Regions from separate parts of the Homo sapiens genome. Here all the other regions are linked to region 1. A link is an interaction called in ENCODE POLR2A ChIA-PET data of the cell type or tissue named here. Cell type or tissue: PC-9. All regions are shown on one strand. Each heading gives the region's core, and the rest is flanking DNA. Links, peaks and the distances in the headings are about the cores only.

Region 1 (8,000 bases), core at 1-8,000:
CCCGCCTCAGCCTTCCAAACTTTTGGGATTATAGGTGTGAACCACTGCGCTTGGCCTAGTTCTCCAGATCTTTGCCATAACTTTTTAATTTTAGCCATACTAGTAGGTGTGTAGTGGTATTTCATTGTGATTTCAATTTGCATCTTAATTACTAATGATGCACATCTTTTCATGTGCTTATTTACTGTACATTTATCTTGTTTGGTGAACTCTCCAGTTTTTTTGCTCTTTTTTATCGGGTTGTCTTATTGAGCTGTAAGAGTTCTTAATATAATCTGTATACAAGTCTTTTTTTTTTTTTTTTTTTAAGACGGAGTCTCGTTCTGTTGCCCAGGGTTGAGTGCAGTGGTATGATCTCAGCTCACTGCAACCTCTGTCTCCCGGATTCAAGTGATTCCCCTGCCTCATCCTCCCTAGTAGCTGGGACTACAGGCGCACGCCACTGCACCCAGCTAATTTTTGTGTTTTTGTAGAGACGGGGTTTTGCCATGTTGGCCAGGCTGGTCTCAAACTCCTGACCTCAAGTGATCCATCCACCTTGGCCTCCCAAAGTGCTGGGATTACAGGCTGGGAATGAGGCGTTTTTTGTTGGATGTTTTGCACATATTTTCTCCCAGTCTGTGGCTTGCCTTTTTATTTTTTTATGACTTTTCAAGAACAGTTTTTAAAATTTGGTAAAGTCAAATTTAGCCATGTTTCTTCTGTAATTTTTTTTTAACAGTTTATCTTTGTTTAATCTGAGGTCACTAAGATTTTTGCTATGTTTTAGTCTGGAAGTTCTGTAGTTTTTGTTTTTTTTTTTTTTAATTTTTATTTAATTTTTAAAAATTTTACCTGTCAATGATTTGAAGCTCATTTTTAAAAATTGTTTTCTTTTTGTTTTTGTTTTTAAAGAGACAGGAAGATGGGGTTTCCCAGGCTGGAGTGCAGTGGCTATTCACAGATGTGATCATAGTGCTTTATAGCCTCAAACTCCTGAGCTCAAGTGATCCTTCCTCCCCAGCCTCCTGAGTAGCTGGGACTTCATCTGACTCTAGAAGGGCTACAGTTTTAACCCTTACGTTTAGATATGTGATTTTGAGTTAGTTTTTATATGTAGTGGTGTCTAGGAATAGGGATTTGCGTTTTCATATGGATCTCCAATTGTTCTGGTCCCATTGTTCTTTCCTCATTGAAATGCCTTCACACCATTGTCAGATCATTTGTATAAGTCAAAGTCTATTCCTGGATTCTGTTATTTTCCATTGCTCTGGATATCTATCTTGATGCCAGTTTGATGCTGTCCTATTTACTGTAGCTTTATACACAGCCTTGAGTCAGGTAAATGCTAAACCTTTTTCTTTCCCCTGCCCAGAATTTTTTTGGCTATTCTAGGAACTTTGCATTTCCACCCAAATTTTAGAATCAGCTGTCTGTGGTTATGCATGCATGTAATCCCAGCAGTTTAAAAGACCAAAGTGGGAGGATCCCTTGAGGCCAGGAGTTCAAGACCAGCTTGGGCGCCATACTGAGACCCTGTCTCTACAAAAAAATTGGCCAGATGTGGTGGTGCTCACCTGTAGTTCTAGCTGTTTGAGCCTAGGAGTTCGAGGCTGCAGTGAGTTATGATCAGGACACTGCACCCCAGCCTGGGTGACAGAGGGAGACCCTGTTTCTAAGAAAAAAAAATTAGAATCATTCTTTCAAATTCTACAAACACAGTTTGCTGGGATTTTTATTGGGAAGGTATTGGATCTATAGACCAATTTGGAGAGACCTGACATCTTAACAATATTGAGCTATTGAGCCTTCCAATCCATGAGCGTAGTATATAACTCTCTGTTTATTTAGGTTGCCTTTCATTTCTGTCAGCAGTGTTTTTATAGTTTCAGTGTGCATGCATTGCACATTTTGTTAAGTTTATCTCTAAATATTTTGTATGTTTGGTATACTATTAAAAATGCATTATCATAGCCCGTACATTGGTAACCTAGAGCTTTGATAACATGAAATGAAGTAGGAAGAAGACTTTGATTTGAGGAAGATATGAAGTTTGATTTTGGACTTGTCGAGTTTATAGTAGCAGTCAGTCATTCTTTCAGCAGGAGCTGTTGAAGGAAAGAGAGATTTGGGTCCATTTTTATAGCAGTGACAGTAAAGTATGGGTATGCATGAGACCATGTTCAGGGAAGAAAATTTAGAAAAAGTTCAGATGTAGGTCTGCACCTTGCAGCACTGTGCCGTTTTAGAAAGTGGGTAGTCAGAATAGGAGGTGAAGGGTCTGTAACAAGGTTAGGAAGAAAGCTAGAGTACAGAGTTAGGAAGCCAAAACAAGAGTTTTAAGAATGGGGTGGTTGAGAGTCGGAGGCTACAGAGAGGTTGAGGAGCTTGAAGAATAAGGAAAAGGTCATCAAAGTGGGTGATTTGATCATTGTGACTATTTAGTAGAGTGATGTGGGTTGAAGCCAAGTTTCAGAAGGTTAGGGAGGTAAGGCAGGAAGTAGTGACCAAAGAGGACTCTTAAGAAATGGGTGGAGAAGGCAAAGTGTATGATAGACTGCGCAGTCAAGAGCATAACTGTGGAGAAGAGATGTTTGTCTAGGGGTGGGAGGCATTACTGTGAGCCTGTTTCTGAGGGTGAGGAGGTAAGCTTGGAGACAGGCATATCTTGAAGATGCAGTGGCTGCTGTTGTGGATTAGAGTTTGGTAAGAAGTGAGAGGTTACAGAATTCTAGGTGTTCCAGATAGATAAACTGCTTTCTTCCCTTTTCATTTGGCTCTGGCTGTCATTTTAACGTTCTAATTCTTTAAAATCACCAGCAGGGGGACAGGGCTTGTATGGCCTCTCAGCCAAATCTGACCTGAGACCTGTCGACTTGTTTTTATGCAGTCCTTAAGCTAAGAATTTATTTATATGTTATAGATGTAACATATAAAAATAACTTATAAATATTAACTATATTTTAAATATTTTAACCTGGTTGAAGAAAAATCAAAACAATGTATCATGATGTGAAAATTATATGAAATTCCATTTTCAGTGTTCATAAATAAAGTATTTTTAGGGAAACAGCCACATTCATTAATTTGTACTTTTGTGTTCCAACTGGCAGAGTTGAGTAGTGCCCCAGAGACTGTATGGCTCCCAAAGCCTAAAATATTTGCTATGTGGCCCTGTACGGAAAGTATGCCAACTCCTGACCTAGAAGGAAGAGTGTTCTAAAAATCATTCTTGGTTTCTCTTCTGACTGTGCCATATAACTTCTGAAGAGGTAATTTGCTGATTAACTACTTTTTTGCAGTAGACATTGCACTCTTTATTTTAGGCTATTTGTAATGAATGAAGATTTTTTTGTCTTAAGCATGTTTTGTTAACTCAAGAGTGATGAACTATCAGAAAGAATACTTATTGAAAGTCTGATCATAGACTGCACTCATGGAGAACAGATAGGTATTATTTGGAAAGAAATATGAGAAAATTGGAAGTTTCTGGCATTCTTCACTGATACTTAGCGTAGCTTTTTTGGTGAAACTCTAGGTTTTATCTATTATTTAAATTTCTAGGTTTGCTCTCCTCTCCTCTCTCCTCTCCTTTTTTGAGACAGAGTCTTGCTCTGTCACCCAGGCTGGAATGCAGTGGCATCATCTCTGGGACTACAGGCATGCGCCACCATGCCCGGCTAATTAAATTTCTAGGCTTGCTTTTCAAATGAAAGTTGGAAGGGGACAAAGAAAAAACCACGGCTGAAAACTGGTCACTTGATGAAGAATAAGTAGGCAGAGGAGTAGCAGCAGCGGTAAGCCTTACTAAACCAGACACTGTTCCGAGTGATTTAACCTATCCTAATGACTTTACACGTACTTCTCTGACAGTGGTCCCCAATCTTTTTGGCACCAGAGACTGGTTTCGTGGAAGACAGTTTGTCCATAGATGGGGTAGGGAAGGGAGTAGTTTCAGGATGAAACTGTTCCACCTCAGATCATCAGGCACTGGAGTCTCATAAGGAGCATGCAACCTAGATCCCTCGCATGCGCGGTTCACAGGAGGGTTCACGCTCCTGTGAGAATCTAATGCTGCTGCTGATCTCACAGGAGGCGGAGCTCAGGTGGTCATGCTGACTCGCCCGCAGCTCACCTCCTGCTGGGTGTGGCCCAGTTCCTAACATGCCACAAACTAGTACCCGTCCACGGCCTGGAGGTCGGGGACACCTGCTCTAAGATAGTATCATTAGTCTCATTTTCCATGTGAGAAGACTGAAGCACAGAGAGGAAGTAAGTAACTTGCCCAAGGTCACACAGCTAGTAAATGGGTAAGCTGGGGTCAAACCCAGTCAGTGAGACTCTGGAATGCGAGCTCTGGGCTATCAGTGTGCAGGGAGAATCTTGCAACACAGGACTGACTACCCCGGGTTGCCTTTCTAAGAATTGTAATAATAGCTAATATATTTTGACCACCTACTGCAGAGCAGGTTGTATTCTAAGGTTATTACATGTATTAGTACTTTCAGTGTTTACAACATCCTTGCAGGTGAAGAGAATGAGTCACCTGCCTAAGGTGTATCAAAACTAGGCAGTAGTGGGGCTGGGCTTGATCCCAGTCAGTCTGGCCCTAGAACCTGCACACTGTAAATTCTCTCTCCATTTTGCTCAGAATAATGTTGTACTTTTTCTTGTAAGAACTGTACAGCTTGGTGACACTTCAAGGACACATTTGCATTGCTGTTTGTAAGCAGACAGTATTCCCCACGGGCTGGTAATGTCTCAGCCATAAGCACTCCTCCATTATACTGTGAAATGGTATGGCAATTGAAGTAGCGCTGGTAAGTGCTCATAAGCTGCCTGAGTGCATTAGTGATCCTTTGGGTTTCCCCCGACAAAAGCTGCCGGGTGGGGGAGCATCTGTAATTTTGTGACTAAGAGCCCCAAATCATGCTAAAGCCCTCCTTTTATCTAGCTTCTTCTCTGCTCATTACCTTGGTAGTTTATATCTTGTGTCATTGTCCAGGCAGCTGCTACATATTTGAATCAGGAATTCTGTAGAGAGACTGGGGCTGTTGCTGTAGATTTTGGAATTTATGTGTATAACTGATATTTAAGGAAATGTGTATGGTTTCCTAGAGAGCAGAGAGGGGGAAGATGGCTGAAACAGAGCTTTCAGGATCTCCTCCATTTGAAGGCTTAGATAGAGGAATCAGCAACTTTGCAGTCATTTTTTTTTCTTTTTCTTTTTCTCTCTTTTTTTTTTTTAAGACAGGGTCTCTCTCTGTCACCCAGGCTGGAGTCAGTGGTGCGATCTCAGCTCACCACAACCTCTACGTCCTACCAGGCTCAAGCGAGCCTTCTGCCTCAGCCTCCTGAGTAGCTGGGACTACCGGTGCCCACTACCACCCCTGGCTCATTTTTGTATTTTTTTGTAGAGACGGGGTTTCACCATGTTGCCCAGGCTGGTCTCAAACTCATGGGCTTTAGAGATCCTCCTGCCTGGGACCCACAAAGTGCTGGGATTACAGGTGTGAAACACCACACCCAGCCTAGATTGCCCTTTTAACTCTTAAAAGAGGCACCTCCTAATCTGCCAAAATGCTTAATGCATAAATATTTGCAGATCAACAGTTTAAGTGAAATGGAAATGGAAATTCCCCAGCCAGCTATAGTCATGCTGGGTTGGAGGTCTTGAGGAGCAAAAGATTTAGGTTGGCTAGAATATGGTGTGATTGAAACCAAGGTTAGAGGGTTCAGGTTGCTTATGGAAGAAAAGGTTACCACTGTGGAAACTTGGGGGCTGTCTCTTGGCAAGTGGGATATAATTTTGTAGCCACCAGGTTGAACTAGCAAGATGTGGTATATACTATAGCCATCCTTTTCAGCTGACTTGCATAGCATCTGGTGAGTGGCTGATACTATTGTCAGTGAACTCTTGGAGGAGAGGGCGAGGCTTGGGCTCATAATTATTTGTATTTCTCGTAGAGAAATATACTGTGTTTATGTACTTTGTCTGTTTGACAAATCTGTTGACTGATACAAGCTTAAAAGGAGAATCTGACCAAGAAAATAAAAGATCGAAACCTTCTCTTGCATTTTCTGGGTCCAGTATGCTACAAACAAATACAGGCTTTATTTAAATCTTTTGAAGTAAGATACTACTTTTCTGGAACATTTTCTTTACACTAGCTTAAACCAGGAGGTCTCCTGCCACACTCCATTTGTATCCCCTATCAGAGTGCTCTCAGGGTTTACTGCGTTGGCTTAATTGCCTGTCTTCTCTATTACTCATAATTTTTTTTCTTTGGTTGTTTTTTGTTGTTGTTGTTTGTTTTTTGAGACGGACTGTCCTCTGTCACCCAGGCTGGAGTGCAGTGGCACGATCTTGGCTCACTGCAACCTTCACCTCCTGGGTTCCAGCGATTCTTCTGCCTCAGCCTCCTGAGTGGCTGGGACTACAGTTGTGTGCCACCACACCCAGATAATTTTTGTATTTTTAGTAGAGATGGGGTTTCACCATATTGGCCAGACTGATCTTGAACTGACCTCATGATCTGCCCGCCTCAGCCTCCCAAAGTGCTGGGATTACAGGCATGAGCCACCAGACCTGGCTGGTTGTTTTTTTTTTTTTTTTTTTGAGACAGGGTCTTGCTCTGTTGTCCAGGCTGGAGTACAGTGGCACAATCTCGGCTCTTTGCAGCCTGAACCTCCTAGGCTCAAGGGGATCCTCCTGCCTCAGCCTCCCAAGTATGGACACCTCTGGTCCTAGCTACTCTGGAGGCAGAGGCAGGTGGGTCGCTTGAGCCTGGGAGTGCAAGACAACGTAGCCCTGGCAACATAGCAAGGCCCATCTCTCCAAAAAACTTAAAAATTTATAGCCAGGTGTGATGGCACACACTTGTGGTCCCAGGTACTAGGGAGGCTGTCAGGAGGATCACTTGAGCCCAGGAGTTTGAGACCAGGCCTGGCAACATAGTGATACCCCATCTCTACAGAAAGTTTAAAATGTAGCCAGGCATGGTGGTAAGCACCTGTAGTCCTAGCTACTCTCGAGGCTGAGGTGGGAAGATCACTTGAGTTCAGGAGTTTCAGGAGTTTGAGTTCAGGAGTTTGAGGCTGTGATGAGCTAGGATTGTGCCACTGCGCTCCAGGCTGAGTGACAGAGACCCTATTTCTTTAAAAAGAAAAAGAAAAGATTGGGAAAGGATGCAGGGAAGCACGTGAAAGAGACAGAGAACCAGAATCAGAGGATGGTATTGTGGTTGCTGGAGTAAGAGAAGGGATGGACAACAGTGCAATGTGGTGTCAGAGGTCTAGGAGGAGAACCACTGGCAGGAGTCCATTGGACTTGGCAACTAGAGGGTCATAGGTGAGAGGAGTTTCAAGGGGATGGTGGGGACAGAAGAGGGAATGGCAGGTGAGACAGTGGTGTATGGTAGCTAGAGATGGCGGGGCTGAGGATTTCAGATGTGATGTGGAAGTGGGATGCTTTAATAGATAAGAGACTTAAACTGGCTCGTATGCTGACTAGCAGGACCCAGGTGAAAGAGAGACTGGAGTTCGGAGATGGGGTGGTTGATGATAAAGAAAGGTCCTGAGGATCGAGGAGAGCGATCAGATTTAGGGAGCACATGGGGGATTAAACTTGGGTAGGAAGGAGATACCCTTTCTGAGGAAGCAAAGGGGAGATGGGAATCATTGCTGGGATGGTGGGAGTTATTGGCAGTAGCTCAGTTTTCTCAGGGTGTTGGCATGGAATGAGGCAGGTTGGATGGGAGATGGGCTTGAGGGCAGTGTCAAGATTTGGAATGTCTGTGATGTGGAAGAGGGAGGGGTGAAGGGACCAAGGCCCGGAGGATGATTGTAGCAGCAGTGTGGAGCCGTAGAGACCTTGATTGATAAAGCTGCCAGTTTGCATGGTTGCATAAACCCCCTATCTCATCCCTTCTCAAGACTCCAGAGCTCAGGTGAAGGAGAAGTTTCATGACGGCTTCCTCAGGGAAGCCTTTCCTGACCTTTTCCATTAACTTGCTTTATAG
Region 2 (10,491 bases), core at 1,032-9,031, 200 kb before region 1:
GGCTCAGCCAGAGCCAGAGCCAGGCCTCCTGCTGCCATCTGGGTCCTGAGCTCCACTGTCTTCACACAGCACCAAATGCCCCACCCCAAGAAACTGAATTTTGGAGCTCAGAACCTCAGAACTTCCTCAGCAAGAGCCCCCGAGCCGGGCCAGGTGCCCAGGGCCCCCGGATGCCCTCACCTGTCGGGGTTGCTGCACGGCTCCTGGAAGCAGGGAGGCTGCAGCCCGTGAACCACGCGTGCCTCGAGCAGAAACTTGGGGGCCCAGAACCCCAGGGCTCCAGTCACAAAGGCCATGGCGGTCACTCCGAGGGTCGACCACACGAAACTCCAGCTGCAAGACGAGGTGCCCCAGCTGGAGTTGGGAGAGGGCTGGGGCTGAAGGGGCCTGTCCACTCCTCCCCACTCCTGGGCAGTCTAGGAACTTTCCCATCTTGTCTCATTACCTTCAAGATTCCATAGGTAGCATTTGCTACCCCCTCTTTACAGATAGGCAAACTGAGGCTCCGAAGAAGAAGACACTCAGGTTACCCCAAGCTCCAGCCTCCAGATCCTTCCTGGCAGCACCCTGAGCTCCAGCCTCCCCAACATTTCTGAGACCCCCCCAACTCACACACCTTGCCTCCTCCTCCCTCCTCTCTGCAGGACCAAATCTCCCCATCCTGGGAGGCCCCCATCCAGCATCACATTCTCCAGGAAGCTGTCCCTGCCTGCCCTGTCTTCCTCTGAGTCCTCCCGACCAGTTTCACAGCTCAGTAACAGAATTGAATCCTGTCCATGCCCTGCCTTGCAGTGAATCATGAGGCCTGGGACCAGCAATTGACTCCTGCCTGCCTCCCCCAGCATGGCTGGCACAGAGGATCATGCACGCCATGAGGCTTGGAGAGGTGAGTGATGAATTCCCAGCATCCTCCCAGCAACCCGGAGAAGGGGGCAAGGCTGGAGAATTCCATCCATTGAATACAAAGGACGTTGAGGCTCTGAGTGCTGGAGCCACTTATGGGCAGGGCAGAGGGAAGGCTGGGGCTCACGCCATCTCCCTCCCACTCTGTCCATATTTCTGTCACATGGCAAGGTGATGGAGGCTGAGCCCTAAGGGAGGGAGAGGCACTTCAGTTGGTAAGTGCGATCTCAGAGGAAGAGGAGGGCTGTGAACACTGGGACAACCAGGGAGGGCTCCCTGGAGGTGGAGAGAGGGGGTCAATGATGCTGGGGCAGACAAACGGGCTTTTCTGTGCCTTGCAGGGGGTAGCAGGGATACTCACTTTTTCCCCAGGTATCTGACGTCCTCACACCAGCTGCTCCTGAAGCCTCCCACGGCCCCCTCCCCCTGTGTCTCGGCAGCTCCCCGGGGTGGGTCTGGAACCAGCAGGATAAGCAGGATCAAGGCCACGGCCTCCAGGCAGGGCATGACCTGGGGACAGGAGGGCCCAGGAAGCTCAGGGCCGCATATTATCACAGCCCAAGGGACCCCCGGGGGCAACTGGCCACAGTATCAGCCAGTGGCTGACCTCTGGTTTCCAAGCCCTGGGGGTAGTGGGGGTGACCTGATTCCTGGATGCTGGTATCCACAGAGCAGGATGTACCACTGTTTCTCAGCCCTCACCACTGCAGCCTTTCCAGGGAGTGGAGACTCTTTGGGACTTCATGTAATTCCCGTCTTTCCAGTACAGACACCAGTCTTTTGAGGTCAGTGGGCCTGAGACGGTTGAGAACAGGGACCCTCGCTACACTGGCCCTGCCTCCTGAGTACTTGCTGTCCTAGAGCTGATCTTTCCCTGGCCCAGGCCTCCATCTGCCACACAGTCCTGCCCTGGCATCCTCTCCTAGCGGCCCCTCTGCTCAAACCCCAAGGACGGGGATCTCACTACCCACCTTGGGGCAGCCTTCAAACAGCTGAGACCATGAGAAGGTTTATTCAAGCCAGGTCAGACCTGCCTCCTTGAAGCCCACCCCACCCCCAAAATTCCAAATCTGGCTTCAGCACTTCACACGCCAGCTCCCCGGCACTGGGCTGGCTCCACAGTGGTCTGCGCGCAGCCTGCATTCCCACCAAGCTGCACTCCCAGGGCTGAGCTCAGCACCCTCCACTATGGAGTTCCTTCCTCTTCAGAATGGTCCCTCTCCATGCCCACGTTGGAAACACAAGGGCTGGAGCCCCAGCGGGGCCTGCCCGGCATCTTCTTGAGCATTCTGCTGAACTGCTGAGCAAGCCTAGCTGCCAGTCCTCAAGGGCCTACTCTACACCCTGACCCTGCGGCTTGGAACTTCCATCTCTCATCTCACTGATCCTCAAGATGCCTTAGGTAGCATTTAGTACCCCCGCTTTACCGACAGGCAAACTGAGGCTCTGAAGAAGAAGGTGATCTGCTTGAGATCACACAGCTGGTAAACTAAGCAGCCAGCTTTTGAGCCCACGGCCACCACTTCCACACCCCATGCTCCCTATGAGGCCCCACATGTCCAAAGCTGCCGATGCCTGACCACCACCCCCCGTCCCCCTAATGGCGCCGGGTGCTACGCCAAGTGGCTAAGGTCACCCAAGGCTGGAAAGTCCCTGCCGGTCCAGAGGGAAAGCAGAGGGAAGAAAAGGAAGCTGGACTCACTCGGAGGGCCCAGCGCCAGTTCCCAGTCAGCATCGTCACAGCCGACCCCAGCACGTAGCCCAGACCACTGCAACAAAGGGGCAGGGGCGATGGGCTGTGAGGGGAGGGAGGCGGAAGGCAGACCCCACCACCAGCCTGACCCAGGGTGCCCCCCCCACGCCCCAGGGAGCTGGCTCTCTGCAGGCTCAGACCTGTTTCACTGAGGAAAGTAAGCCACGTGAGGCCCAGATGTCCACTGCCCTCGGTCAGGTCACCAGTGACCTCTGGCTCCTGGCCCACCCCCAGCGCCACTCTCTCCACCTATGGAAACACATACCCTACACCCTCCTGCCCAAGGCTGGGCCCTGCTTGAGTCAGGCAAGTTCAGGAAACCTGGGTCAGAGGCCAGGGTCCTGATTGCAAATCCTGCTCTGGCCTAGCCTGTTGTGGGGTGCAGGGCCTGGCCCTAACACGCTTCCTCACCTTACCTCCCATAGCCGGCCCTTCCCTGGGTGGGCCACACTGCCGAGTGTGTGAATCTATACGGCACATCCTCATCACCTCTATTCCTCCCCAAGCCCATCAGCTGGTGTCACTGCCCCCGTTTACAGATGAGGAAACTGAGGCTAGGAGAGGTAGACTCACATGGTGAGGGAGGGGTAGCATTGGGACTCAAATCCCAGCCCTCCTGGTTTGACCTCTCCTACCCAGGTCCAGCCCCTGTTCTGACTCCTTTGGGCCTCAGTTTACCACCTGGGGAAGTAGACCCACGGGTGATACCAACCTTCCAACGGGGATAAAGATGTAGAAGACAGCCAGCACGCGGGTGCGCTGGTCCCTCACGAAGAGGTCGCCCAGGACGGTGGGCGCGATGGTGGAGTAGCTGGCCGAGCCAGTGCCCACGATGCCCCGGGACAGGAAGAAGAGCCAAGAATACTGGGCGAGCAGGCACAAGACCACGGTGAGTTCCAGAAATCACCCATAGGGCCAGGGACCCGAGGGTTTGTCGGAGGAGCCAAGGGGACCTCATGACACAGGACCCCAGAGTAGGGAGAGGGGATCGGGGCTACAGACACCTCTCCACTCCAGGTTCCCAAAGTCAAACGTGTGTCCCCTGCAGCCACCACCTGCCCCCCTGCCCAGGGGAGCCCTTTTCCTGGGTCCCACCATTGCTAACCAGGCCAGTTCCCCAAGACAGCAGCTGTTACCCCCAGCCCCACCCCCAGCAGAGTCGGGCAGAAATGAAGCTGGTGCGGCAGTGAGAGGTAGGAGAGAGGGGGCCTCCTGTTAAGAAAGTCCACTGGCTTGGCCAGGCATGGTGGCTCACGCCTGTAATCCCAGCACTTTAGGAGGCCGAGGTGGGTGGATCACCTGAGGCTGGGAGTTCGAGACCAGCCTGGCCCACATGGTGAAACCCTGTCTCTACTAAAAAATACAAAAATTAGCTGGGCGTGGTGGCACGCGCCTGGTATCCCAGCTACTCTGGAGGCTGAGACAGGAGAATTGCTTGAACTCGGGAGGCAGAGTTTGCAGTGAGTCGAGATCACGCCATTGCACTCCAGCCTGGGCAACAAGAGCGAAATTCTGTCTCAAAAAAAAAAAAAAAAAGTCCACCAGCTCTGCCCTGTGCAGACTCAGGCTGGAGACTGGAGACTGTGCTCTCACCTTCTCTCCCAGCCCTCAGTGCAATCCCTGATCCAGTCACAGCCAGGAATGGAGCAGAATTGTCCCCACGCAGCTCTGACGGGGCTGAATCAGGGAGGAAGCAGGTGGGGAAGGGGCCTCAGGGGCCTGGACAGGGGCATGGACACGTACCCGGGGGGAGATGAAGGAGCTAGAGAGGCCAGCTCCTGACCACAGCAAGATACCGAAGCTCATGGTAGCCTTGCGGCTATGTCGGTCGCCCAGGTAGCCAAACACAGGTGCAGACAGCAGCAGGCAGCTAACGAAGACTGAAGGAGACACACAGGGGCAGCCTGGATCCCCCCACGACCGTGGCAGGGCAGATGGCCCAGCAGGCCCAGGGAAGGAGCCTGACTCAGATGCCACAAGCTGGCATCTTGGCAGTGGGCCCAGGGTATGAGGAAGAAAAGATAAGGTGAACCTCACAGTGCGTGGCCAACATGCAGCCGCAGCCCAGAGTGTGGAGGCCTCAATCTGGCCCCAAACCCAAAGCCCAGCTCTGCCGCTTGCTCTGAGTGTCACCCCAACACTGGAGAGGTCACCATCCTCTCCCAGGATGGTGAAGGTGAGATGGGAACTGAATGCGGAGCGTCAGGCATGGAGCAGATGCCAGTTTCCCGGCTTTACAAACACACATGACCCCCGTGAGCCTGGATATGGGGACAGGTCTGATTTTTCATTCATGCACCTACTGGGGCAACGGGGAGCAGGGAAAGAGGGAAGTCAGCCTGGGCCTACTCTGAGCAGCAGATGAGGACGCTTTAGAATGAGCACACTGGGCCGGGCGCGGTGGCTCACGCCTGTAATCCCAGCACTTTGGGAGGCTGAGGCGGGCAGATTGCCTGAGCTCAGGAGTTTAAGACCAGCCTGGGCAACATAGTGAAACCCCATCTCTACTAAAAAAAAAAATACAAAAAAATTAGCCAGGTGTGATGGTGGGCATCTGTACTCCCAGCTACTCGAGAGGATGAGGCACAAGAATCGTTTGAACCTGGGAGGCGGAGGTTGCAGTGAGCCGGGATCACGCCACTGCACTCCAGCCTGGGCGACAGAGCAAGACTTGGTCTCAAAAAAAAAAAAGAATAAGCATATTGACTGTGAACTAGTGATGATTCCAGGAAGCCAGGAAAAAGTTGGTTTTCCTACATAGGTAAAATGTTCCCTGGACACAGCTGCATTTATACTTTTATTTTACTTTTTGAGACAAAGTCTCGCTCTGTCACCCAGGCTGGAGTGCAGTGGTTCAATCTCAGCTCCCTGCAGCCTCTGCCTCCTGGCCTCAAGCCATCCTCCCATCTCAGCCTCCAGAGTAGTTGAGACTACAGGCAAGTACCACCACACCTGGCTAATTTTTGTAGTTTTTGCACAGACGGGGTTTCACCATCTTGTGCAGGCTGGTCTCGAACTCCTGGGCTCAAGGGATCCGCCCACCTCGGCCTCCTAAAGTGCTGGGGTTACAGGCGTGGGCCACTGTGCCCGGCCCACTGTCCATTTTTCTATTGGGCTGTTGTTTGTTAATATGTTTTGGAAATAAGTTCCCATAGTCTTTTATATTTGTTTTAAGAATTAGAAACGCAACTTCTGGGACTAAGTTGGCTGGGTTTAAATCCTGGCTCACCACTTTCTAGCTATGTGACCTTTGGTAGATTCCTTAACTCTTCGTGTTCCCCTTTCATCAACAGTGCTATTCCCTTGTTTGGTTACTGAGAGAATTAAGTAAAATAAAGCACATAAAAGTTATCTGCATAGCTTCATGTAAATGTCCAATAAATGTTATCTATTATTATTACTGATTGCATAATTTCAATCACCATCATACGGAAGTGTTTAGCTTTGTAGTCAAATTTATTAACCTTCTGGAGGGGCAAGTGTTATTTCATATCTTGTTTATGCATATCTTCTTTATCCAAAAGTTATAAAACTATTTCCCAGCTGGACGCGGTGGCTCACGCCTGTAATCCCAGCACTTTGGGAAGCCAAGGCCGGTGGATCACCCGAGGTCAGGAGTTCGAGACCAGCCGGGCCAACATGGTAAAATCCCATCTCTACTAAAAATACAGAAGTTAGCTGAGCATGGTGGCGGGCGCCTGTAATCCCAGCTACTGGGGAGGCTGAGGGAGAAGAATTGCTTGAACCTGGGAGGTGGAGGTTGCAGTGAGCTGAGATCGCACCACTGCACTCCAGCCTGTGTGACAGAGCGAGAGTCTCTCTCAAAAAAAAAAACAAAAAGCAAACAAACAACAACAAATATGTATATATCCTCATATTCCTCACATGCAGGGATCACTTGCAGGCTGTTTTAAGTGCCTTAAACCTGCAGACGCTCTGTGAATCTGCAGATGCCCTTCCCAAGGGGAAAACAGACACTCCTCATTCCCAAGGTCTCCTAATTCAAATCATTTCTGTGACACAGTGGGTGAAATGAATGCTCCCAGAGTTAAAAGACAGACTCTGGAGGCACACTTCCTGGATTCAAATCCCAGCTTCAGCAAGTCTCATAACTTCTCTGAGCCTCAGTTTCATCATCTGTAAAATGGACATAATAGTAAAACCTGCCTGGTGGGATTGTCGTGAAGATTAAATAAGTTGATATTTAAAGCACTTAGAATCGTGCCTGACATGTGGTAAGGGCCAAGTCAGTGTTAGTTTTAAATATTATTAATTAATGAACTCACTCCAGCAGCTTCTCTATCCCATGGGTGGCTGGAGGGAGCCTGACCACTGCCTCTTCTCACTTTCCACTCCTCTTCTCTTTTTTTGTTTTTTTTTTGAGACAGTCTTGCTCTGTGGCCCAGTCTGGAGTGCAGTGGCACGATCTCAGCTCACTGCAACCCCTGCCTTCTGGGTTCAAGTGATTCTCCTGCCTCAGCCTCCCAAGTAGCTGGGATTCCAGGCACCTGCCACCACACCTGGCTAATTTTTGTATTTTTAGTAGAGACGAGGTTTCACCATGTTGGCCAGGCTGGTCTCAAACTCCCGACCTCAGGTGATCCACCCAGCCTCCCAAAGTGCTGGGATTACAGGCGTGAGCCACCGTGCCCAGCCCAACCCCTCTATCTCTTCAACACCCTCTCTCTCAGTCATCAGTTTCCTCTTCTCAGCAGCCCTGTGGACAGACAACAGGCTGGGTCTAGGGCCATAGCACGGTAACCGGAAAAGGTAAAGAGACTCACCTGAGGCCACCAGAGACCAGCCTGGTCATCAGGCCTCTAAGCCCACTGTCCTTTCATGAAATTTTTGAGCTGCTTCTGCAAAGATGACCTTTCTCTTCACCTACTGCCAAACACACACACACACACACACACACACACACACACTTCTCCCTCCGTGGCCCAGGACTTGTAGTAATAATCTTGACCACTACGGTAAGAACCATACTATGGTAAGGGCCAGTGTGGTGGCTCACGTCTGTAATCTCAACACTTTGGGAGGTCAAGGCTGGTGGACCACTTGAGGTCAGGAGTTCGAGACCAGCCTGGCCAACATGGTGAGACCCCCCCCAACACACCCCCACCATCTCTATTAAAAGTACAAAAATCAGCCTGGCATGATGGCAGGTGCCTGTAATTCCAGCTACTTGGGAGGCTGAGGCAGGAGAATCACTTGAACCCAGGAGTCAGAGGTTGCAGTGAGCCGAGATCATGCCATTGCACTCCAGCCTGAGCAATAAGAGCAAAACTCCGTCTCAAGAAAAAAAGGAAAAAAAAAGAACCAGTGAAGGGAAATGTTGACTAAACCACCATTATCTATTTAATCGAGAAGGTTGTGGGTGTTGAACCAAGATGGTCTCACTTTGGCCACAGATATGGCTGGAAGATCAGCATCAGCTGCTGTCTCTTGGCCACAAGATTGAGGGGCAATTGGAAACCATGCATGTTCTAAAGCCATGATCTTCTAACTGTTGCTCACGTAACTCTTTTGTCTTTTTTTTTTCCTTTCTGTGGAGAATAGGGTCTCACTATATTGCCCAAGCAGGTCTCGAACTCCTGGGCTCAAGCTATTCTCCCGCCTCTGCCTCCCTAAGAGCTGGGATTACAGGCGTGAGCCACTGCACCTGGCTCTCATGTCACTCTTAAAGAAGTTTCTAGAACTATGTACTCCTCCACACATTTTCAGCTAACATTAAAATGTTCTTATCCCAAGTTTGAATCGTTGCCAAGGATGGGATTTCCAGCGTTGTTGTGTATTTTTTTAAACTGTATTTTCATCCAAACTCTTGGAGCTACAGGGTTGAGTTTATTCAGTTTATGGGAAATGTCTACAGTAGAATCTAAGTAATAATGCCTGTCCTCTTTTGCCAAAGCAATTAGACGTCAAACTGATTATAAGAAAAATGTTGGCTTCATTTTCTTTCATTGAAAGAAATGTGTTGACATGCATCCCTGAGACCGCTATCTCACTTTGAATTCTAATTTGTAGATAAATAGTAGACACTGCACACGGGAACAGCTAGATAAGGCTTGGCTCCTTGCCTGCGCTTGTAGCCTGGGGCAAATCTCCCCAGCACGTTTCTCTTGATGCTCTCTGCTTTGCTCCCAAGGTCCCCCTGGGAAAAGCCGAGCATCCACGCAGGGGCCTCTGTTTGATACCCCAGAGGTTTTTACACCCAGGAGCAGCACATCCAGGATGCGGAGAGGAGTCCCTTTCTGTTTACCATGGTAGACAGGGAATTGTACAATGGAAGGAGAGGAAGGAGAACCACAGGCCGACCACAGGCTCCCCCTCAGGCAGGTCATTTTAGGAAAAAAACATACAGGCTTGAGAATCTAGAAATAAATCAGTCTCTCAAAACTCTCTGTGTTCATGTAACCCCTGGAAAGTGACTGTGTATCCCCAGGGATCCCTGTACCCCGGTTTAAGAGCCATGTTCTAAAGCCCTGAGATGATGGACTGTGAGGACCCTCGGTGCCTGCTGGTTACAGCCTGGGTGTGTGCACAGGCGTATCACGTGTTGTGACCATGTGTGTGCACATGTGGGTGTGTGGATATGCACACTGTGGGTGTGTGTCACCATCCAGGCACCCACAAGGGAAAAGCTAACGCCTCATGACCCCAACCGCTCTGATGTTGCGATGGGACGTGTGGCTGCTCCCTGCTGCTGGGTGTCAGGCTGTCTGTGGGCCCAGAGTCCATCTGAGCCCATGTGGGGGGATGTGCCTGTCTGTGTCTGTCTGTTTGACTTTGTGTGTCCCAGTAGTCAGATTTTTCAGTTCTGTGAGAGGAAAGCACACATCAGGATTTCTCAAAGCCCAGCAAGCCTCTGGTGCACCGCTGAGCCTCACCAACACGAAGGGAAGGAATGGCCAGCTCCACAGCGAGGACCTGAGGCTGAGGGACCTCTCCCAGCCCCACCTCCCCCTGCTCTCCCGCGGCACCCTACACTCAAACTACCATGGCTGTTCCAGCCCAGGCTCTCTCCTGCTCCTGCCTAGACTGTCCCTCAGGCCCATACCCCACCCACCCTCTGTGCCAGGGGACCCAGTGGGGCTGGAGCTGGGCACAGAACATGACCCACAGAAAGAGCCCACCCCAGCATGAACCCAGGGCCCCGGCTCCAGAGCCAGGGCTCCTCCTTACCAGTCTGAAGCAAACCAGCATGGTTGTCACTGATCTGGAAAACCTCCTGTATATCCAGCAGCACTCCTGCAGACAGAGGGACAGTGCTCAGGAAACGGGAAGTAGCCCTCCTGGCCTCTAAAGGCAGCTGCTCCAGGTTTGGCACAGGGCCACAGCTGACCAGCACAGCACAGGGCATGGCACCCAAGCCCACTGTTCTCTCCCCCTCTCTCCCATACAGCTGTACAACCACACACACAAGAGCAGGCACACAGAGAAACGTGTGCATTTCAAACACTCAAAGAAACAAGCATCCCTTGGCTGGGCACGGTGGCTCACGCCTGTAATCTCAGCAGTTTGGGAGGCCAAGGCTGGCGGATCACCTGAGGTCAGGAGCTTGAGACCAGCCATGGTCAACGTGGTGAAACCCCGTCTCTACTAAAAGTACAAAAAATTAGCCGGACGTGGTGGCGGGCGCCTGTAATCCCAGCTACTCGGGAGGCTGAGGCAGGAGAATTGCTTGAGCCTGGGAGGTGGAGGTTGCAGTGAGCCGAGATCGCGCCATTGCACTCCAGCCTGGGCAACAAGAGCCACGCTCCATCTCAAAAAAAAAAGAAAGAAAAAGAAAGAAAGAAGCATCCCAAAGGCACAGACATTCACACACACAC
Region 3 (10,491 bases), core at 1,241-9,240, 81 kb before region 1:
TCCTATATATGATGGGGTTTTCATTTTGCCAGTGGCTTCAGTACTTCATTCAATTTTATATATTTATGTCTGTGAGTTGCTCTTTCAACTTGTCTCATTTATTTCCTCTTTTAAAAAAAACTTTTACTTAACAGTAAAAACAGGTAAAACCACCTGTAATCCCAGCACTTTGGGATGCTGAGGCGGGTGGATCAGTTGAGGTCAGGAGTTTGAGACCAGCCTGGCCAACATGGTGAAAGCTGTCTCTACTAAAAATACAAAAATTAGCCCGGCGTGTTGGTGGGCGCCTGTAATCCTAGCTACTCGGGAGGCTGAGGCAGGAGAATCCGTTTGAACTGGGGAGGCAGAAGTTGCAGTGAGCTGAGATTGTGCCACTGCACTCCAGCTTGGGCGACAGAGACTCCCTCTCAAAAACAAACAAACAAACAGGTAAAACCACATTGTTTTTGAGAAGATGGGTTAAAACCAGTTACAAGTGACTAATATTAAAATTTACTCTCTAAGAAGTGATGAGTAAAATGGTTTTATCAAGTCTTGTGTTTTATTAATGGCATGAAATATAGAAAAGCAGGCTTAGAGATACTATTTTTTACAGTTGGATAAACTTTTGTACACAGTAGAAATCTGATTTTGCCATGTGTTTTTTTGTTTATGAGGGAGAAGTGTTCAATGACTTTTTCCCAAAGATTTTTTTTTTTCATTCAGTGAATTACAAAATGTGCTAGAAAAATATAATGGAAATGTACCTTGCATGGTGGCTTATGCCTGTAATCCCAGCACTTTAGAAGGCCAAAGCAGGTGGATGGCTTGAGCCTAGGAGCCTAGGCTGCAGTGAGCCATGATCATGCCATTGCACTCCAGCCTGGGCAACAGAGTGAGACCCTGTCAAAAAAAAAAAACCATGGAAATTATAACTGACATGTTCTGCCATTCACGTGCCACAATTCAAGACCTGCTATGTGATTTTCTCCTGAATGCCAGTCTTTGTTTTCTTCTGAGGAAATGAAGGTGATCAGTGATAAGCCCCCTGGTCTTCATTCAGGGTTGAAGGGAATAGTGAAAACTGTGAACGTGTACAACTTGTGGTTACTAAGAGTGAGACTTTGACTGCGAATTAGGCAAAAGGTGTAAGTCTTTTACTTTTTTTTTTTGAGACGGAGTCTCACTGTGTCACCCAGGCTGGAGTGCAGTGGTGCAATCTCGGCTCACTGCAACCTCTGCCTCCTGGGTTCGAGATTCCCCTGCCTCAGCCTCCCCAGTAGCTGGGACTACAGGTGCGTGCCACCACACCCATCTAATTTTTTGTATTTTTAGTAGAGACGGGGTTTCACTGTGTTAGACAGGATGGTCTCGATCTCCTGACCCTGTGATCCACCCGCCTCAGCCTCCCAAAGTGCTGGGATTACAGGTGTGAGCCACCACACCTGGCCAGCGCCCAGCTAATTTTTGTATTTTTAGTAGAGATGGGGTTTCTCCATGTTGGCCAGGCTGGTGTCGAATTTCTGACCTCAGGTGATCTGCCTGCCTCGACCTCCCAAGTGCTGGGATCACAGACAGAGCCACCGTGCCCGGCCCGTCTTTTACATTTTACATATTTTAGCTGTTTAGGGAACAGCTTCGCCCGTAAGTTTTTTTCTTCTCTTCTTTTAAAATGATGGCTGAGATACACACATTCTTTACATTACTTTTGATGTGAACGAAGGTCATTTCAGTAGACTTGCACATTTAGAGTATGCCAGCAACTTACTCAATATTGCGATAGGTGGAATTTACGGTCTGGCGTCTGAATTGTAGCTTATCCTCAACCATCAAAATTCCTACCCAAATTTCTTGTGTTCCAAACTTAAGAATTGTTGTGTTTCATTGCCAATAACATGGCTTTTTCCTAAAGTGATACATATTTTTAAGTAATTCATTTCTTGGGCAAATATTTACTGCCAGAGACTGTCACAGGTCCTGGGGCTATATCAGTAAATAAACAAAAACCCTTGTTCTTATAGAGCTTGCTTTGTAGTTAGGGTAGGGGAGAGAAGAATTAATAGAAAGTGTAGAGTGCTGTGTGGAAACTAGAACAGGGAAAGAGGATAAAATAAGGAGTGTGTAAGGGGGTGGGGTTTCATTAAAAATAGGGTGACAGTGGACCGAGGAACTCAGGTGAATGAGTGAATCATGCAGAGGTTAGGTGAGGCAAGCACAAGGGCCCTGAAATGGGGCTGACCTGAACGCTGGAGGGAGGTGGCAGAGCGGTTAGCTGAAGGTTGGAGAGAGATGCTGGTTAAAGCCCCTGAACGCTGGAGGGAGGTGGCACAGCACTTAGCTGAAGGTTGGAGAGAGATGCTGGTTAAAGCCCCTGCGGTGGCAGAGCGGTTAGCTGAAGGTTGGAGAGAGATGCTGGTTAATTCTGAAGGACCCTATAGGCCATCACACAGGCCATTGCTCTGAGTGAGAATGGGAAGCTGTTGGTATAGTGACATGATGTGACTCACATTTTTCCAGGATTACTTCTGCCTGCTGGGTTGAGAGTAGATACAATAGGGAAGGTATTTTCCATAGTACCCCAGCACATGCATTTTTATTAAACATTTGTGGCTGAAATGAAAGCTTCACCAACAATAACCCTATTTTATTTTTTGTTTCTGTTAGGAAAAATGAGTGCTGGTTATGTTCCACTAGATCTATTTCATGACTGTGTGACTTACGGTTGAAAAACACTGCCAAATAGAATATAGCCTCTGACTTAGTGGACAAGAAGTAAAATTGAGGTTTGTGTATGAAAGCAAAGTGAACACAATGTAAAATAAAAAAAGAATAAAAACTTAAAAATCAACATTATGTATATGTATATATACTTAGCTTTAAAAAACCCAAATAATCAAATACCAGTGATTCAAGAGGCCTAATAGTGAACAATGCATTCAGTGAAGGATAATGAAGAATTCCCCAGAGGCAACTGCTTTTTAAAACCTTTTAGGTTCAGATCTCCTGGGGGCTTAACTCCATGCTTCTAAATAATATATTTATAGTGTTTATGTTTTGGTTTATCAACTTTAGACATTCTCTGTTGACTTCTTGCTATGACAGATGTTTTCAGTCCCACTTCTCACTACTGATCTCCCTCGTACGACGGTCACTGAACTGGCGCCTCTCTGGGGTTCTGCCCAGAAGATTAGCCTTCCTCCTTCGCTGCAGCTCCTCTGTGAGTATTCTGCTCTCTGCTCCCTCCACTCTGCTTACTCAGTTCACGTTCTTCCATCCGTTTTCATCTTTCAGAGCCATGGGCAATCCACCTGGTCTTTTTAATATACTTTAAATTAAAAAGTTATTTTTTAATTTCTTTAGAAAAATTTATTTAACTTCTTAGGAGGGAAGAGGAGATAAGCACATGTGCCCGCACTGACACCTTGAACTAGAAGACACGATTAGGCCAAAGCTTTTTGTTGTCAAAAGTGTGTAGTGTATGTGTTTTAAGAGTTAGATATATTCAGAATATCTTATCTTTTAAAAATTGTAAATATTTCCCCATGTCCTGAAATATTCTTGTAAAGTATTTTAAATAGATGCATAGCATTCCTTCATATGCTGCTACTATCATATTCCCCACATCTTGACTTCTGGGTTTTCAAATTATAGTTGTAAACCACTTAAATTATAATTAGTGCTTCTGTGGATTTTCCTTATGAAAACATTTATACATAATCCTTGATTATTTCTCTTCGGATAAATTTCTGGTCATTTCTTAGTTAAGGAAAATAAATATTTTTGAGGTTCTTCATAAATATTACTGATTGCCTTCTAGAAAGGCTTTGCTAATTTGTATTTCCACTATTAACTGTATCAAAGTGCCACTTTTTATTGTGTTCTTCATACCACCAGGAACTTTAAAAAATGTTTGATTCTGCTAGGTAAAAAGAAAATTATTTTAAAAATTCCCAAGAAAGGTGAACACCTTGACAGTTTGGAATGTGTGTGTGTGTGTGTGTGTGTGTGTGTGTGGTTTTAAAGGTTTATAAGAGTAATTATTTGCCTTTTAATTTTTTATGGCTATTTTGGCATTTAGAAATTTTATTTTTCTGGCCAGGGCACAGTGGCTCATCATGCCTGTAATCCCAGCACTTTGGGAGGCCAAGGTGGGTAGATCTGTTGAGGTCAGGAGTTTGAAACCAGCCTGGCCAACATGGTGAAACCCCGTCTCTAATTAATAAATAAATAAATAAAATATATTTTATTTATTTGAGATGGAGTTTCACTCTTGTTGTCCAGGCTGGAGCGCAATGGTGCGATCTTGGCTCACCGCAACCTCCGCCTCCTGGGTTCAAGCAATTCTCCTGCCTCAGCCTCCCAAGCAGCTGGGATTACAGGCATGTGCCACCATGCCTGGCTAATTTTGTATTTTTACTAGAGACAGGGTTTCTCCATGTTGGTCAGGTTAGCCTCGAACTCCTGACCTCAGGTGATCCGCCCACCTTGGCCTCCCAAAGTGCTGGGATTACAGGCATGAGCCACCGCGACTGGCTGAAATTTTATTTTTTTAAAATCATCCAGCTAAGTAGGCTTTCCCATTTATTTATTTTTTGACACTTAGAGTAATGTTTCCCATTCCTAAAATCAAATAAGAGTATGCAAAATGTGAAGATAGCTTTGAATTTGGAGTGGCGTATGGAAAAGTGCCTGGGAGAAACTTGGCGGCAGTTGATTTAGAAACAATTAGGCTTTGGCTTGTGTTAAAAATCTGTGGATCATTTAGATTTTCGATTGTTGCTGTCCCCATGTCTCCTGTTGCCCCATACTATAGATGGTGTTAAATTGTTAGACACTTCCATGAATGTACTTCATACATGTAAAACTTCGTAGATGCATGACTCATGGCTCTGGGTGGTCTAGCTAAACTAGTCTTTTACGTCATACGTGTAAAACTTTGTAGATGCAATAACTCATGGCTCTGGGTAGTCTAGCTAAGCTAGTCTTTCCACTCAAAGAGCACGATACTTAAGCTTTCTCCTGGTGAGTCATGAATTGTCATCAGGGAATTTCTCACTGTTTGGCTTAATTCGATTAGGAACTGCTACTGGTGATAGTTTAGTCCTTATTTAGTTTTAGTCTAAGAGAACCTTACTGACGTTACTATAAATCTAAAAAAAAAAAGCATACCTTTAAAAAAGCCTAATGGCAATGGACTAGTCAGGATAGTAAGAAAAAGTTATACTGGAAAGAGAGAGATGGTTTATGAATTGGTTACAAAAAATACATCAGTATTATTTTGAAGACAACCCTGATTTCAGTCATGGTTGAAATCCTTAACCAACCACAAAAATGTCTTACATTTTAAATATATTAAAGTCCTTAAATTATGGAAATAGTGTCTTCTAAGAAGTTGTTTAATAGTGGAAAGAAGAGTCTCAGTCTCTTTTTTTTTTTTGAGACAGAGTCTCATTCACCCAGGCTGGAGTGCAGTGGTGCCATCTCAGCTCACTGCAACCTCTACCTCCTGGGATCAAGCGATCCTCCTGCCTCAGCCTCCCCAGTAGTTGAGACCACAGACACATGCCACCATGCCCGGCTAATTTTTTTTTTGAGACAGAATCTCGCTCTGTCACCCAGGCTGGAGTGCAATGGTGCGATCTCTGCTCACTGCAACCTCCGCCTCCCAGGTTCAAGCAGTTCTCCTGCCTCAGCCTCTGGAGTAGCTGAGACTACAGGCACACTCCACCACGCCTGACTCATTTTTTGTATTTTTGTAGAGACGGGGTTTCACCATGTTGCCCAGGCTGGTCTTGAACTCCTGAGCTCAGGCAATCCGCCTGCCTCGGCCTTCCAAAGTGCTAGGATTACAGAAGTGTCTTTTTTTTTTTTTTTTTTTTTTCTTTTTGAGACGGAGTCTCTCTCTGTCACCCAGGCTGGAGTGCATGGCGCGATCTCTGCTCACTGAAGCTCCACCTCCCGGGTTCACGCCATTCTCCTGCCTCAGCCTCCTGAGTAGCTGGGACTACAGGCGTCCGCCACCACGCCTGGCTAATTTTTTGTATCCTTGGCTAATTCTTTGTATTTTTAGTAGAGACGGAGTTTCACCATGTTAGCCAGGATGGTCTTGATCTCCTGACCTCGTGATCTGCCCGCCCCGGCCTCCCAAAGTGCGGGGATTACAGGCGTGAGCCACCGCGCCCCGCCCACCATTGTCATGTTGTTAGTGCAGCACAGAAGCCCATCAAGTGGCAGTCAATAATTTCCTAATTTGTTTTTGAAAAAAACTTAGCTACATTCCAATTTTCTACGTGCTTAGGTTTCTTTTATAAGTTTGAATAAATGTATAAATAACTTCAGGGTTGTTTTATGGGTTCTTGGTACCTCACACAGATAAACTTGTAAATGGAATAAGATGTAGAGGAATGCAAAAGAAGCTAAGGAGCAAGCATGACAGCATCCTCTTATTTTATCGCCTTCTCCTCTGCAGTAGTCAGGGTACAGGGCACTGAATTCAGATCAAAATCATAGACTTTACTGTATCTCTTGCTGGCGAAAATATTTAAGTTATCTGACATTTACTAGGTCTATTAAATCACCCAAGGGAAGAACTTTTTTTGTATGCATACGGTAGTAAAGGGCTTTTGCAAAACCAGTATGTTGATATTTTGGACAACATAAAACAATATACACCTTGTACATTTACTTTAAAAATTAACTTGTGAAAAGCATTTCTCATTTTGTTTACTTAGTTTTTAAATAAAGCCAGACTAGTTTAGCTTAATATATGGGTTCTCAGCTGGGAGAACCAGATTAACCATCATTCTAGTCAAGGCTTTGAGTTTCCATTCTCTGAAATGATGACTTGCAACTTGGTGGAATTTGATATTCTTTCCAAAACTAAGAAATTTTGGTGATCCATTCGGAGTTATTTCTGCTCTCTTTCTTTAACAGTGAGACTGAGAGTATCGGTCTACTTGCACTGCACATGGGCCAAAATGGGCCTTTCACAGGAGAAGCTCTACACAAAGGAAAGGAGAAAGGGTTCCTGCAGAAGGAAGAGAAGGGCAGATTTGTTCTCAGAGGTCACTTATGTTAAGGCAAGGATGGCAGATGTCTCATCATGGATTTATTTGGCGGGTGTGGCTGCTGAGTACTGTATTGGGAGGAATCCTAAGTACGTGATAGGTTATTAATGGTGCTGTCTTTGGGTGTGGGCCACGTCGAAGGCTTGAGGGTGATTCAGAGTAATGACACAGTCCGTCTGTATTTTAGGACCTGCCACACAAGGAGGTAGGAATATGCTTGGCTTCCATTTGATGTGTCCCACACTTCTGATATGTATATTGGACTTTTTAACTACTCCATTCTACTCTTCCCCCTTCTCACTACTGTACTTAACTAAGTCTTAATAAACAAACACACAAACCGGTAACTCCTCATCCCTCTTTATCCTGAGCCCCTGGCAACCCCCATTCTATTTTCTCTCTCTGAGTTTGACTTCTCAAGGTATTTTCTTTTCTTTTTCTGTTTCTTTTATTTGTGACAGTCTCGCTCTGTTGCCCAGGCTGGGGTGCAGTGGTGTGATCTTGGCTCAGTACAACCTCTGCTTCCCGGTTCCAAGCGAATCTCCTGCCTCGGCCTCCCAAGTAGCTGGATTAGGGGTGCCCGCCACTACGCCACTACGGCTATTTTTGTATTTTTGTATTTTTTTTGAGACAGAGTCTTGCTCTGTCACCCAGGCTGGAGTGCAGTGGCGCGATCTCGGCTCACTGCAACCTCTGCCTCCCAGGTTGAAGCGATTCTTCCTGCCTCAGCCTCCCGAGTAGCTGGGATTAACAGGCATGAGCCACCATGCCTGGCTAATTTTGTATTTTTGGTAGAGACGGGGTTTTGCCATGTTGGTCAGGCTGGCCTCGAACTTCTGAACTCAGGTGATCCACCTGCCTCGGCCTCCCAAAGTACTGGGATTACAGGCGTGAGCCACCGTGCCTGGCCAATTTTTGTATTTTAGTAGAGACGTGGTTTTGCCATGTTGGCCTGGCTGGTTTCAAACTCCTGACCTCAGGTGATCTGCCCACCTTGGCCTCCCAAGTGCTGGGATTACAGGTGTGAGCCACTGCACCTGGCTGCAAGGTATTTTCATGTAAGTGGACTCATACAATATTTATCCTTTTGTATCTGGCTTATTGCACTTGGCATAATATTTTCAAGTTCATTCATGTTGTAGAATGTATCATAATTTCATTCCTTTTTAAAGCTGAGTAACATCCTGTTGTATGTATATACTGCACATTTTGTTTATCCATTCATCTGTTGGTTGACAATTGGGTTGTTTCCACGTTTTGACTGTTGTGAATAATGCTGCTTTGAACATTGGTGTACAAACATCTGTTTGACCCCCTGCTTTAATTCTTTTGCATATATAACCAGAAGTGAAATTGCTGGATCATATGGTAATTCTAAGTTTAATATTTTGAGGACATGCCATGCCGCCTTTCACAATGGTTGCATCCTCTTACATTCCCATTAGCAATGCATGGGGTTCTAATTTCTCTACATTCTTGTCAACACTTGTCATTTTCTGTGTGTGTGTTTAATAGCAATTCTAATTGGTGTGAAGTGGTATCTCATTGTGGTTTTGAATTTCTTCTATTATTAGTGATATTGAGCATCTTTGCATTGTGCTTGTTGACCAGACATCTTTTTATCTTTGGAGAAATGCCTATTCAAGTCATTTGCCCATTTTTGCATTGGTTTTCTTGTTGTTATTGAGTTGTATGAGTTCTTTTTGTATTCTGGATATTAATCCTTTATCAGATAGGTGATTTACAATATTTTTCCCATTTTTTTGGGGGTTGCTTTTGATGAACTAAAGTTTTAAATTTTGATCCAGATCATTTATTTTTTCTTTTGTCTCTATTGCTCTTGGTGTCATGTCCAAGAGTTTGTTGCTAAATCCAATGTCTTGAAGATTTTCTCTTATTTTTTCGCCTGAGAGTTTTAAAGTTTTAGCTCTTACGTTTAAGTTTTCAGTTCATTTAGAGTTATTTTTTGCATATCATGTAAGGAAAGAATCCACCTTCATTCTTTTGCTTATGGATACCCAGTTTCCCTAGTGTTGTTTATTGAAAGATTTTCTTTCCTCATTGAGCGGTCTAGTCAACCTTGTTGAAAATCAGTTGGCCATATATGCAAGGGTTTTATTTCTAGGCTCTTATTTTGTTTCATTGGTGTATATTATGTCTGTCTTTTTGCCAATACCACAGTGTTTTGATTATTGTCGTTTTGTAGTAAGCCTTGGAATCAGGACATGTGAGTTCTCCAACTTTGTTCTTGTTTTCAAGAATGTTTCGGCAATTTGGGGTGTGAATTTTAGGATGGGTTTTCCAAAAGTTGTTGGGATTTTGATACAGGGATTACATTGTATTTGTAAATTGCTTTGGGTGGATTTTTTTGTGTTTGAGGAAAAGATTCAGTTGTTTAGAAGTCTCTTAAGCTCTCTTTATTTTACTTTTGTCTTTCCAGCATATGTCTCTTTCATATATTCACTTATACAGAATAGTGTACATATGTGTGATACATGCAATGTAAATATGTACAATTTTAAGAGTTATTTAAAAACAAAAACCATGTAACTGCTAGCAGGTGAAGAAATAGTTGGTTGAAGTTTTAAAACTACTGAAATAGAGTTATGACTGATGGACTACATTGACACGTCATCACCCACAATCCCATCATTTATATCAGGGTTCACTTTTGGTATTGTACATTCTATGGGTTTAGAGAAATATTTGACGTGTATCTTACCATTATAGTATCATACAGAATACTTTGATGGCCCTAAGAATCCTCTTCAGATTGAATTTTTGAAGATTTTAAACTACTTTTTTTTTTTGTTTTTTGTTTTTTTTGTTTGTTTGGTTGGTTTTTTTGAGACGGAGTCTCGCTCTGTCCCCCAGGCTGGAGTGCAGTGGCGCGATCTTGGCTCACTGCAAGCTTTGCCTCCTGGGTTCACGCCGTTCTCCTGCCTCAGCCTCCCGAGTAGCTGGGACTACAGAAGCCTGCCACCACGCCCGGCTAATTTTTTGTATTTTCAGTAGAGACGTGGTTTCACTGTGTTAGCCAGGATGGTCTCGATCTCCTGACCTCGTGATCCGCCCATCTTGGCCTCCCAAAATGCTGGGATTACGGGCGTGAGCCACCGCGCCCGGCCTTAAACTAGTTGTTAAATAGAGTATCCTATTCAACATTGTGGATTTTTCTAATTATTTTCTCAAGAAATCATTTAACTGGCTGGACATGGTGGCTCATGCCTGTGATCCCAGCATTTTGGGAGGCTGAGTTGGGAGGATCACTTGAATCCAGCAGTTTGAGACCAGCCTGGACAATATAGTGAGACCCCTATCTCACTTTATAAATAAAGCAATTGTTTCACTTATTTCCACATCCCCTAGATTTCCTGCAAACTGTAGCAGTACTATCTAATAGAAACATGGGAACCACACATGAAAGCCTAATGTGTGATTTTAA

What was found. Peaks named below come from ENCODE experiments on the same cell type or tissue, not always from the same donor. Only the 100,000 strongest peaks of a DNase experiment are listed, where the experiment ranks them.
Region 2: POLR2A ChIA-PET joins it to region 1 with 13 read pairs; 3 of 35 experiments call an interaction of 5 or more read pairs at or near these places.
Region 3: POLR2A ChIA-PET joins it to region 1 with 11 read pairs; 7 of 35 experiments call an interaction of 5 or more read pairs at or near these places.

What each region holds. Positions count from the first base shown.
Region 1 is chr17:4,244,341-4,252,340 of GRCh38, reverse strand. The region is part of intron 1 of ANKFY1 (ankyrin repeat and FYVE domain containing 1); the gene reads left to right. Among named protein-coding and RNA genes, the nearest start is that of ANKFY1, 16 kb to the left of the region's middle. In PC-9, for the core only: a CTCF peak has its summit at 2,777; a DNase peak (open chromatin) is centred at 4,290; H3K4me3 peaks cover 569 bases; H3K27ac peaks cover 2,838 bases.
Region 2 is chr17:4,439,077-4,449,567 of GRCh38, reverse strand. SPNS3 (SPNS lysolipid transporter 3, sphingosine-1-phosphate (putative)) reads right to left here. Exons shown (of 12, transcript NM_182538.5): 2 at 9,845-9,910; 3 at 4,400-4,536; 4 at 3,369-3,520; 5 at 2,606-2,672; 6 at 1,265-1,413; 7 at 181-333. Among named protein-coding and RNA genes, the nearest start is that of SPNS3, 10 kb to the right of the region's middle. RefSeq lists enhancers at 884-1,384, 9,679-10,179. In PC-9, for the core only: no CTCF peak of the experiment used is centred there; a DNase peak (open chromatin) is centred at 4,647.
Region 3 is chr17:4,324,479-4,334,969 of GRCh38, reverse strand. The region is part of intron 1 of UBE2G1 (ubiquitin conjugating enzyme E2 G1); the gene reads left to right. Among named protein-coding and RNA genes, the nearest start is that of UBE2G1, 37 kb to the left of the region's middle. RefSeq lists an enhancer at 901-1,814. In PC-9, for the core only: no CTCF peak of the experiment used is centred there; DNase peaks (open chromatin) are centred at 2,069, 4,929 and 7,089; H3K4me3 peaks cover 529 bases; H3K27ac peaks cover 5,933 bases.